Linked DNA regions of Mus musculus: region 1 is linked to region 2. Evidence: chromatin contacts called from ENCODE Hi-C data. All regions are on one chromosome and are shown on one strand. The core of a region is the stretch at or near the end of the contact, and the rest is flanking DNA. Distances in the headings are between cores, read along the strand shown.

Region 1 (5,727 bases), core at 665-3,164, 400 kb after region 2:
AAACAAAAAAGCTTTCTCTTAGGCCCGTGGCGCCCGCAAGATGGGCAAGTGTCGTGGTCTCCGAACTGCCCGGAAGCTCCGCAGTCACCGACAGGACCAGAAGTGGCATGATAGACAGTACAAGAAAGCCCACTTGGGCACAGCCCTGAAGGCCAATCCGTTTGGGGGCGCCTCTCATGCAAAGGGAATTGTGCTGGAAAAAGTAGGGGTTGAGGTCAAACAGCCAAATTCTGCCATCAGGAAGCGCGTCAGGGTGCAGCTCATTAAAAACGGCAAGAAGATCACAGCGTTCGTGCCCAATGATGGCTGCCTGAACTTCATTGAGGAAAATGATGAAGTTCCGGTTGCTGGATTTGGTCGAAAAGGTCATGCTGTAGGTGATGTTCCTGGAGTCCGCTTTAAGGTGGTTAAAGTAGCCAATGTTTCTCTGTTGGCTCTATACAAAGGCAAGAAAGAACGGCCAAGATCATAAAATTTGACAATGGAAACATAGGAATAAATTTTCATATTCTGAAAAAAAAAAGTTTCTAGCTGATTCTGGGAGTCTGGTGGGGTTAAAAGTAAGAGTATGACGATGGGAATGGTCATGGTGGCTCAAGAGAAGTCATCGCACATCCCAGACTATCTGGGTTTGGAAGAAGAGGGGCTGGGGGTGAGTGAGGGTGGGTGGGTGGGTGGAGGTGGGTGTTGTGTATGTATGTTCCAGACTCCACTACGTACTGTACGTACTGTGCTTCTGAGGCTCCAGTTAACAGTCTTCTCATGGTAAGATACATACATCTTCCAGTATTCCCCACCACACACACACACACACACACACACACACACACACACACACACAAAACCCTGGAGGACTACATTTCCCAGACTTCCATCCACTTAGGTATGGTCATGTGACTGGGTTTGTCCAATTAGCAGCAAATGAATGTATCAGGGCAGTTTCTTCTTTTTAGTTTGTTTCTTTGAGATTCACCACCCCCCACACACACGGTTGGCCATATGACTATGAAGTCAAGGACAAGTCTAAAACTACCTAGCTGCTCTGTGTGTGTGTGTGTGTGTGTGTGTGTGTGTGTGTGTGTGTGTGTGTGTTGGGGATTTGAGTCTGAGGGTTCTTATGCCCACACTCCCCTACCATAGTATGTGGGTTTGAGTCCCTCTGTGTTCCTCTGTACCTTCATCAGCTATTGCATGAGAAACATTACAGCCATCTCTGCTTAAGGATGGAAATCATTGTGCCATTGGGTGCTTCTCCTATTGAGCAAACAATAGTGTGTGCCTACTCACGCCTAGATGATGTCAGTCAGCTGCCCTGCCTGTCAGCTACCCTGCCTGGCCTCTTGCTGTAGTCAAGAGATATGGTAACCGTGAGCTGGATGGGGTGGCATACTCAGGACGTAGCAACATATGGCTTGTAGCAAGCTTTAAAAAAAAAATAGCAGCAGTTAGGGGCTGGAGAGTTAGCTCAGTGGTTACGGGCAATGTTTGTTCTTCCAGAGGATCTGGGTTCAATTCCCAGCGCCCACATGTCAGCTCACAATTGTCTGTAACTCCAGTTCCAGAGGATCTGACATCTTCAGACAGGCAGGCAGACCAAAAAACCAATGCTCACAAAATAAAAATAAATAAATTGGAAAAAAAAAAAAAGCTGGGTGGTGGTGGTGACACAGGCTTTTCTTTAATCCCAGCACTCAGGAAGCAGAGGTAGGCAGATCTCTGTGAGTTCAGGTCTTCAGCTAGAGTTTGAGAATAACCAAGGTTACACAGAGAACCCTTGTCTCATAAAAACAAAGCCAAACTGTGGTAGTGTGGATTGGCCCAGGGAGTGGCATTACTAGAAGGTGTGACCTTGTAGGAAGAAGTGAGTCACTGTAGTGGTGGCCTTTAAGATCCCCCTAGAGGCCGGAGGATGTCAGTTTCTCCTGACTGCAGTTGGAACAAGTTGTAGAGCTCTCGGCTCCTTCTCCAGCACCAAGTCGGCCTAGACAGTGCCATGCTTCTCACCATGATGATGATGGATTAAACCGCTGAAACTGTAAGCCAACCCCAACTAAATGCTTGCTTTTATAAGAGTTGCCTTGTCTCTTCATAGCAGTGGAAACCCTAACTAAGACAGAAGTTGGTACCAGAGACTGGGGTATTGCTATGATAGGCCTGACCATGCTTTTGTTTGGAGGGTGATATGAATGGTGCAGACCTTGCTCAAGGGGTTTCAGAGGAGAGGAATTTTAGTATGTTGCTTGGAGAACATTCTTATGAAGTTATGCTGAAGAACGTGGCTGCTTTTTGCCCTTGTCTGAAGAGTCTGCTTGAAGCTAAGGCGAAGGCAAAGAAAGAGAATCAGATTAATTGCATTGACAGAAGAAGTCTCAGAAAAGCCCAGCATAGACTTTGTCCTCTGGTTCGCTCCCATGAAGAGTGTTTTGATCAAGTGTAGCAAGCTTAGAAAGGAAAAATACAAAATGGGCATCGGGAAGTGCGATGTAGGTAAATCCTGTGTTTGAGGAGATAAACAGATTAAGGGAGTGGTGATTTTCAGCAAGCTACGCTTATTGCTTGTGTGTTTGCAGTTGAACAACAGATAGTTAACCTTGTTGAGACTGCTATTGACTATGGGGACTTTTGAAGTTGGACTAAATATATTTTGCATTCTGTTAATCTGGGTATGGCCTCCATAGACTCATATGTTTGAACAAGTTTATGGGGCTAGGGGGTAGAATGTGGTGGTTTGGATATGCTTGGTGCAAGGAATGGCACTCTTAGGAGAGGTAGAGGAAGTGTGTCACTGTGGGGGGTGAACTTTGAGACTCTCCCCCAAGTGACCTGAGGATGCCTTTCTTGACTGCAGTTGGAACAAGATGTAGAACTCTCAGGCCCTTCTCCATCACTATGTCTGCCCACATGCTGCCATGCTTCCTACCATGATGATAATGGATTAAACCTCTAAAACTGTAAGCCAGCCCCAGTTAAATGTTTGCCTTTATAAGAGTTGCCTTGGTCATGGTGTCTCCTCACAGCAACGGAAACCCCAACTAAGACACAAACAAACAAACTAGTAGACCTGTGCCCTAAAATGACAATTAAAATAAATCATAACCGATGTGGCCAGAGCTTTCACTTGTCCACCTAATAGACAATGCCCAGACAGCTATCATCACAGAGTCTCAGGGGGCTGGTGGGTTTAGAATTGAGTGTCACATGCAGGAATCAAGGACTTTACTGTGCTGGTTGAGGCAGGGAACCACACCATGGAAAAGAAGCCATGGGTACACAGTAGCTCTAGAAAGAGGTCATTCTCTGGGGCTTCCCTCCTGCCCACAAGCAGCACAGCCAAGCCCTCCATCTGTGCCACTGTGGGGCTGTAAGGAACCAGGAAACAGCACTGACTCCCACTCACTCCATAACCAATACCCGGGGGGTGCAGAGAAAGAGGCTCCATTTTAACCATCAATATACTTGTTTGTTTTAAAAATCCTGGGGCTGGAGATGGCTCAACAGTTAAGAGAGTCACGCTTGCTCTCATGTCATGTAGAGTAACAGAGTTCAGCTCACAGCAGCCACAACAGTGCAGCCCATAGCTGCATGTAGCTCTAGCTCTAGGGGATCCAGTGCCCTTTTCTGATCTCCACAGGTACCCACATATATGGGCACACACCCACGCACAGACTCACAAACAAAAACAATAAAATAAATCTTTAAAAAAAAAAGCACAAAGACATGAAAAAGGATAGGGAGACTTGAGTAGGATGCCACAATAATTGGCCACTGTGCCTGCCTGTGCGGTGGGACAAAGAACACTGCATCTGGTATTGTCTGTAAGGGAACATGGAGAGAGGACAGAGAAAACTCAATATCCATGGGCAACAAATGACTAACTAGTCTCACAAGTAGCTACAAGAGCAGCTGCTGGAGACAGGATTGTAACTCATGGTGTCAGAGAGATTGAAACGGGAGAGGGTTTGCCTCCAGGGGCAGCATCCTGAGAAACCCGAAGGCCTGAATATCCACAAAGAATCTGAAGCTTAGAATATATCTAGGCTTTATTCCCCAGGAATTTTAGCAACCAGAGTGGAGAGCTGAAAGAGCTAAGAGTTCAAGACCAGCCTGGAGTACGTCCTTTACACGCTTGCTGTCCTTGTTTATAAGACACAGTTGCGACTGCTACCTGACAAGGTTGTGTGCCATGGAAGGACATACGACACTGGCAGTCTGCGGCGTGCCTATGCGTGTGGAAGGAAGCACTGTCGGTGTTCAGACCGAGATTGAGTGTGGTAGCACTTGCACACCAGACCCCCTTCTTGGCCACACTGTTCCTTTTCCTTCTTGCTGCAAGGGTCCGCTGCTCACAGTTCAGTCACCCCTGCTCCCCAAGGCCCCTCCTCCCCACACACGTGTGCTCTCTGGCTTGGGAGCCTGAAACTGAGTTACCTCACACCGGGTGAGCAATCTCTGCCTGGGGCTGCTTCAAAAGTTCCTTGGGTTGGGCTAACTCTGGCAGAGCTGAGCTGCTCTTCTTGTTTGGCTCCTTCCTGAGCCCCATTCTGCTCCTTTGTACCTTTCTGTCTTCTGCCCTTCCTTCCTTTCATGTATATGTGCATGTGTGTAAGCATGTGTGGCCACATACATTTGGAGGGTAGAGGGTCAAGAATGTTGTCTCTCTCTCTCTCTCTCTCTCTCTCTCTCTCTCTCTCTCTCTCTCTCTCTCTCTCTCTCTCTCTTTCTCTCTCCAGGGTTTCACTGTGCAGCTCTGGCTGTCCTGGAACTCTCTCTGTAGACCAGGCTAGCCTCCAAAGTCAGATCCACCTACCTCTGACTCCTCCCAAGTGCTGGGATTAAAGGTGTGGGCCACTCTGATGCAAGGTCTCTTTTCAAACACTTGGACCAACAGCTTGTTCTGGGGATTTCCTGTCCTCTGAGCACTGAGATCACAGGCGAGTCGTCACACGCACTTTGCCTTTACGTGGGTCTCGGGATCTGGAAGCAAGCACTTCACGTGCCTCCCAGCCGTGTTCTGTGTTCCTGTCTTTCTAATAGGGGTTATTCCTCAGTGGGTCTCAGATGCTCAGATCTGTCATGGTTTGGGGCTGTGAGGAATAAATGGTTCTCGCTGTCTCTCTCTCTCTCTGTGTCTCTGTGTCTGTCTGTCTGTCTGTCTGTCTGTCTCTCTCTCTCTGTGTGTGTGTGTGTGTGTGTGTGTGTGTGTGTGTGTGTGAGTGAATTCAAGCATGATGAGACCATAACCCAGGATTTGCATCTACTAAGTCTACCTTTGGGCTACACCTCCAGCCTGAGATATACTAGGTATGATGAGATCCACCCAGTGCCTGTCTTGTGCAGAGGACTCAGACCCGTCAGAGAGAATGGTTACTCACAAGACTGAGGTCTCAGGAGCCTTTAGCCTGTGACTGTAGGAAGCAGGAATCCAGCAGGTTTGTCAGAGGGCTGAGGTGAACCGAAAGGCTGCTTTAGTTCTTCAATGGCCATTTCAGGGGCAAGCGACCCCTCCTGTGCACATGCACATGTGTTTTCCCTGCGGCTCTAAATCAGGTTCTAGCAAAGCCGCCGAGTTAATCAGACGGGAGCGTGACTGAGCAGGTAGAGGCGAACACTCTAAGGTAGGCACAGATAACAGCAGCAGCCGGAGTAGAGAGAGGCACCAGGCTGTACCGGGTATTGTGGAATACGTCACCATCTTAGGAGCTGAAATCATAATCCATTGAAGGCGTA
Region 2 (5,787 bases), core at 1,356-3,855:
ACTCTTAGAAAGGGAGGGCAAGAGCTGGGCGTGGTGGCGCACGCCTTTAATCCCAGCACTCGGGAGGCAGGGGCAGGCGGATTTATGAGTTCTAGGCCAGCCTGGTCTACAAAGTGAGTTCCAGGACAGCTAGGGCTACACAGAGAAACCCTGTCTCGAAAAAAAAAAAAGAAAGGGAGGGCAGAACTAAGAGAGAGAAGAGATTAGTAGAGGAATGTGGCAGGACTAGAAGGAGAGGTTTTTGCAGGGTAAGACTTTTTAGTGTCTTCAGGCCTGCCTTTGGGCCTCAAGAAACAGCAGGTATCACTTTGACCCCACCCTCAACTCAAAACTCTTACCAGAACTTTTATGGGTGGCTAAAAGGCAAAAACAAATTGAAGCCTGGGCAGTCATGTGATCACAGGCCACTGGCAACTCAGGGCTGGTTGTGGGAAGGGATGGATGGGACACTCAAGTATGTAACATGTGTGATGACAGAGGACATTCCCTCACTGGAAACCGTGCTGACTGTCTCCCCTCTGCCTCCCGTTCTGGGAAGGTAAATAGACCAGAAACAGGAAGGCAGTAGCAAGTGTCTAATAATCTACCAGAGGGAGCAGCAAGTCCTACGTTAAAACCGGACAGGTGCCAATTAAGCCTGGACAGACAGGGTTTCCTAAAACGGAATATGCAAAGTATGATACAAAGGCTAGCTGGACAATCAAACTAGACGAAACAATGAGAAGTGGGGAGGGGAGGGCGTAAACTCACAATCCTCCTGCCTTAGCCTCCGACAGCTGGGTTGTATGTGCGCTAATTGGTTCTGGAACTAGAGTTTGATTTAAGGTCATTTCTGAGAGGTAAGACACCACTCGTTGAGCTGACTTCCTCTTTCCAATCTAAGTTACAACTTTTGTTGCCAGCTAACAGTACACTGGTAGCCAAAAAGACTGTTATCAGTGAACAGTTCAGTACTGGCTCCATCAGGACAGACCCTGGCTAAGCATCCCCTGGGCAGAGGCTCCCTCACCCCTAAGTACACAGAGTTCCTAGTCCTGTGGGGTGCGGGGGGGGGGTGGTGGGGGGGGGTGGTGGGGGTGGAATTAATGTCACATCTGAAGAGGCGGAGTTAGAAGAGGAGGGGAGGAACAAAGCAGGACGGGGTGAAACAAAGAAAAACAAAACAAAGCAACTCAAGGAAAGAAGCAGCGAGCAATGCAGAGGAACAATCAGAAAACAGGGTTATCGTCTTTAAAATAGTTAAGGTTAATAACTTTCCAACATTAAAAAAAAAAACAATAAAATGAAACCAGGGTATCCAGCCTGGTTTTAGCTGGGGTAGGGTAGAATTTTTTTTTCTTTTCTTCCCTTAAGTCAAAAGATCAAAGGGGTGGGTGGGGGACCCGAAAAGCACTAGTAACCATGGTTGGTTAAAGTGGATGCCACGTGCTCTCTTGTGGTCGCTTTAGTAAATCATGCATTGTAACATACTCTCACTCACTGCCCACAGGAGGAGATGTAACTGCAGAAGAGATGGCAGAAGAGATGGAGGGGCAAGTTCTGAGTGATGCAACTGCTGCGGAATAGGAGCTAGGAACCAGTTTTACATCAAGGTGTTGAGTCATGTTCTCTCGGACTCTCTTTAAGGGGGCTTCCGTCTGGAATTTGTTAATTACGTCAATCTGCAAAGAATCAGAGAGTGAGACAGCTTTGCTCCACAGTCAGAGAGAAGGAAGAGGAAGGCAGGGTCAGGAGGGCTGGGGAGAGGGGTAGGAGATCAAGAGAGCTATTCCCTTAAACCCAGAGCAACAGGTGAGGGTGGGGCGGGGGAGGGCAGTAATTGCAAACCACACTGTCATTGTCATTTAAGGAACAATTTGCTATGGATTTTCAAACACCCAGCTAGGATTGGGTTTCCTTTTCCCCTGTAGCCTAGGATGGACAGGCACAAAAGAACTTCTCCCCAATGGTAACAGGTAGCTTTTTCATTATGTTGACCTGTACTATTAAAAATAAGGCATGCAATTTGACATACCAGAAACTAAGTACATATTAGTGAAATGTAAGACCCAAGAGCCTCTACACCAACTAAGTCAACTAATTGTTTGTTTGTTTGTTTGTTTTTGCAAATTTCCCAGGAAGTTAACACGTGTGTAAAGAAGATGGGCAGTATAGCAGTCCACACAAGTGGCCTTGGTGAAAAGACTGCCAGGTTGAGTGGCTTGGTTTGGAGGAGGTGTCTTTTTTGACGCTTCCTCCAGCTGCAGTGGTGCTTAGGATTCTGCTGGTACATGACGCACAATTCTGAAACTCACTCATGACTTAAGCACTGGAGACCTTCACTGGCAGACTGGTGCTGGCGACGCTGGGAGGCTGCCGCTGCTGCCACTCTCCCCCACCCGCCTACCACAGCAGCCTTCTGGCTTTCCGCTTTCTCCTTCTTAGGGATGGAGGCAATTAATATCATCGCTTTCCCGCAGTAAGCAATGATCTGGGGTCTTAATCAATCTACCACCCTTCTCCTTGACTCCTAAGCAATAAGGAGCAAATAGAAAGGGATTCCTTTATCTTTCAGAGATCGATTGGGATTCTGTGACTGCATCCCCAGAAGGAAGGTTTCTCCTGAGTCAGACTCCTGTTCTTGTAAACAGAGCCTCTGGAGAAGCCATGAAATACTTAGGGGTGGAGACCAAGTATGAGCTAAAAATGCTTCCCCACACAGTGGCCTGCTGGCTGAGGCTGTAGGAGGTGAGGGCTGCCCTTAGGGGGCGGATTTCAGTCCCATTAAGAAGGTAGAGGCTCCTTCCTAGGAGCTTAGAGTGTTACAGGGTCCAACTTACATAATGAAAACTGCATTCTGAGTTTACTGTTCTAAGAGTCCAGCCCTTTAATTCTTCAAATGTTTGCTTTCTAGTGCTTTTTCCTCCCCCAAACTAAAGGGTAAAGGTGAAGGGAGGAAATGCCTAGAGCCAGGGGAAGGGGGAAATCCCAGCCAGCACTGGGCAGTCACTTGGCAACATCTCCCACCCCACGTGTTGCAATTGGGGACCAGCAGCCAGACTGTAAGGGCTTTTGTTGGAATCCTCCTGAGACTGAACAAAATCCCTCCTGATGGGGGTGGGAGGGCTTTGGACATGGAAGATGCAGTTAGCACACTCAGTCTCATTTGCTCAGTTAGGTGCCAGTTACAATGTTGTGGATGGATCCTATCAGCGGCATCTTCAATAGGCTGCTGTTGGAGGCTGTTTAGGCTTTTGCTTGTTTTTTTTTTTTTTTTTTTTGAGGTAGGGTCTAGCTACACAGCCCAGACTGGCCTAACTAGGAATCTTCCCACCTCAGCCTCCTGAAGATTGTTAGATGTGCACCACATGGTTGGCCTCAGATTTAGGTTTTAAAGTCAATCTGGCCCAGCTCCCTTCCATTCTAGCAGGGAAAGAGGTATGCCTGAAGGTATGTGTGCTGTGGAGATCGGAGAGGTACGGAAAGGGGATGCAAACTGGGAGTGCAGGAAAAGGAAGAGCCATGAATCTCAGCTCCCCAGAAAGAAGACTGGCAAGAAGCAAGGAGGCTCTGGAAGGAGGGGATCCTGGCCAGGAAAAAAACAGGGACAAAACCAAAATAAATAAATAAATATTAAAAAAAAAAAAAAAGCAAACACACAGTAGAAGAGGACCCTGAAGGGAAGAAAAGCAAAGAGGTTATTTTGAAAGGAGCAGACCTGAAGAGATGGAAGTCAAGGTGCTAAATTCTACGGGCACCCAAGGGACTCAGTGGGGGTGGGGGTGGGGGTGGGCAGAGGTGGGGACTTGCTATCATGAGGTGATATATGTAAGTCAGGATTCAGTTCCCTTCCTAGGAAAAAGAGGAGAGGAGCCCAGGGTTTACGACCTGTATCTTGCCCATTTTCTACCTGGTGTCTTCCTGGGGGGTTGGGGGTGGGTGGGAGGCAGTTCCTACCAGGTAAGCAGTTTAAAATGTGAATTAGCTTGTCTTCCCTGTACACTAAAGGGGATGGGGGAGGGGGAGGCTGGCCAGGCAATTTTCTAAACCAGCCAAAGGCCAGTTTTTGAAAGTGAAATATTTTGATCTCTCGCCAACTAGGGGGAAGAAACAGGTCTTGCTCAGGACAGTCCCCTCAAGATCTTGGAATTGACGGTTTGTTTGGGAATCTTGGGACTAAAACCATAAAAGGTTGAGGGGTCTCCGAAGCTGTCCCAGTAGCGATGCATGGAAGTCGGGGGAAATGGGGTTAGGGCTACAAGCAGGGGACTCACTTGTACTCTGTTTCAGAAATTCCCTTTTTGGGAAGCCAGTCTGAATTCTTCCAAAGATATCAGGCACAGAGAGACTGCTGTTTATAGCTACTTAATCATCAGATGCCCCAGAGAGGCCTTGCATCAAGGTGGAACAATGGAAGAAGGTGAGCTTCTTTAACAAAGACCTCCCCAGATAACAGCTCTCACTTCGACCAGTCAGGGATGCTGGCTTTCCTTCCAGTGTTATAAAATCAGGGCCTCTTAGTTCTTCCATCAGGGCAGGGAAGGGACTACACAGTCCCTATCTTGGGGTCGTGGCTGGTACTGGAATAGACCTTATGTGGGAAGACATCTCCACTGACAAACCTGGGGTGGGGGTGGCGATGGGTTGAAGGGCTAACCACAGCTGAGGAACTCGGGGACCGTGGTCCAGTCTGTTGGCCCATGGTCCAGTCTGCCGACTAGTCCCTCCTAGAGGAATCCCCCAGAGACCTCTGGCCCTGTTGGCCCTGAAGTTAAGGAACACAGGCTGCGCTTGAACAGTGAGCCTTACGAAAGGGGTAAAGGTGTTGACTGCCAGGAATTACTGCCTTCCTACCCTTTCCCAGGATGGGGAGACTTCTTCTCCCAGGGTAAGGACAGGCCACCACAGAGTACCTGAGTCTGAATCCGGTTCAGGCCACGGACCCAGAGGATCTGGCCTCGGCGAAGCTCCATCTCGGCAAGGTCAATCTCGTCCATTCCCTCAGTATCCCTGCTGATGTCCTCTTTGTCACTGCCGTGGCCAGCCTCCTTCAGGAACTTCAGAGACTTGGTAGGTATTGCAGAGATGACCTGAGAGCAGTCACAGCCAAAGGGGACAACAGCCACATTGGAGAAGAAAAGATGTTAGCTGGCCTGAGCCAGGCCCTTGGGAGGCTCCTAAGCCTCAAGCCTTTCCCACCTGAGAAGCACCAAGAAGCACTAAGCTGCCCAGGAGATGAACCCATTGTTCCAGTTGATTGCACTTGGGAAGGTGCCAGCATTTGTGGACACACAGAAGGGGACTTGATTCCTGTAATCTCCCAGCCACTTCATTACACTCACACTCTGTCTCCGTCTTGACTCTTCCTTCCCAGTGGGATCTTTGTCTTTTTTAAGACAACTGAACAGAGCTATAAAGCAGGCACACATCAGGAAGATGGGGCCAAGGGCAAATCGAGCTGGGAGAGAAATGCGTTGTACATGTGGGGTGGAGGGACTGAGACACGAATTGGAACACAATTAGCTAAGCTGACTTTCATCCCTTCCTTAATCCCGCTTTTAGCTTGGGAAGCGGCACTAGGGGATTCTCAGTATAGACTTGAGATCTGCGGAGAACAGTCCAGGCCAGAACTAAGCATGGTATTAAGGGAAGGATGAAACTCAAAGCTACGATGACATTGTCGCAATTAGTATTAACACTCACTGAGTACTTATAACAGGTATTGTCATGTTTTTGGTTCAATAATCGTTCACTAGTTAACAACAAGTAATGATCACTCTGTTATCCTATGTGGAGATCCCTAATAAA

What was found. A loop is a pair of places that touch in the nucleus more often than their neighbours do.
Region 1: a loop to region 2 is called in a map of left cerebral cortex, with 4 times the contacts of the local background. The contact joins the promoter of Chit1 here to the enhancer-like site in region 2. A Hi-C loop is called at or near these places in 2 of 37 maps with a recorded cell type or tissue (left cerebral cortex and v-Abl transformed pro-B cells).

Annotation. Positions count from the first base shown.
Region 1 is chr1:134,109,328-134,115,054 of GRCm38, forward strand. It overlaps Chit1 (chitinase 1 (chitotriosidase)), which reads left to right and starts at 1,915. Exons shown (of 12, transcript NM_001284525.1): 1 at 1,915-2,035. It also overlaps the pseudogene Gm8618.
Region 2 is chr1:133,710,162-133,715,948 of GRCm38, forward strand. Atp2b4 (ATPase, Ca++ transporting, plasma membrane 4) reads right to left here. Exons shown (of 20, transcript NM_213616.4): 19 at 4,893-5,069. Among named protein-coding and RNA genes, the nearest start is that of Mir6903, 14 kb to the right of the region's middle. Within about 2 kb of position 2,606, at least 2 of the 3 ENCODE cell types and tissues checked have a DNase peak (open chromatin) inside an H3K27ac peak, as active enhancers do; they include left cerebral cortex, where a contact is called at or near this core.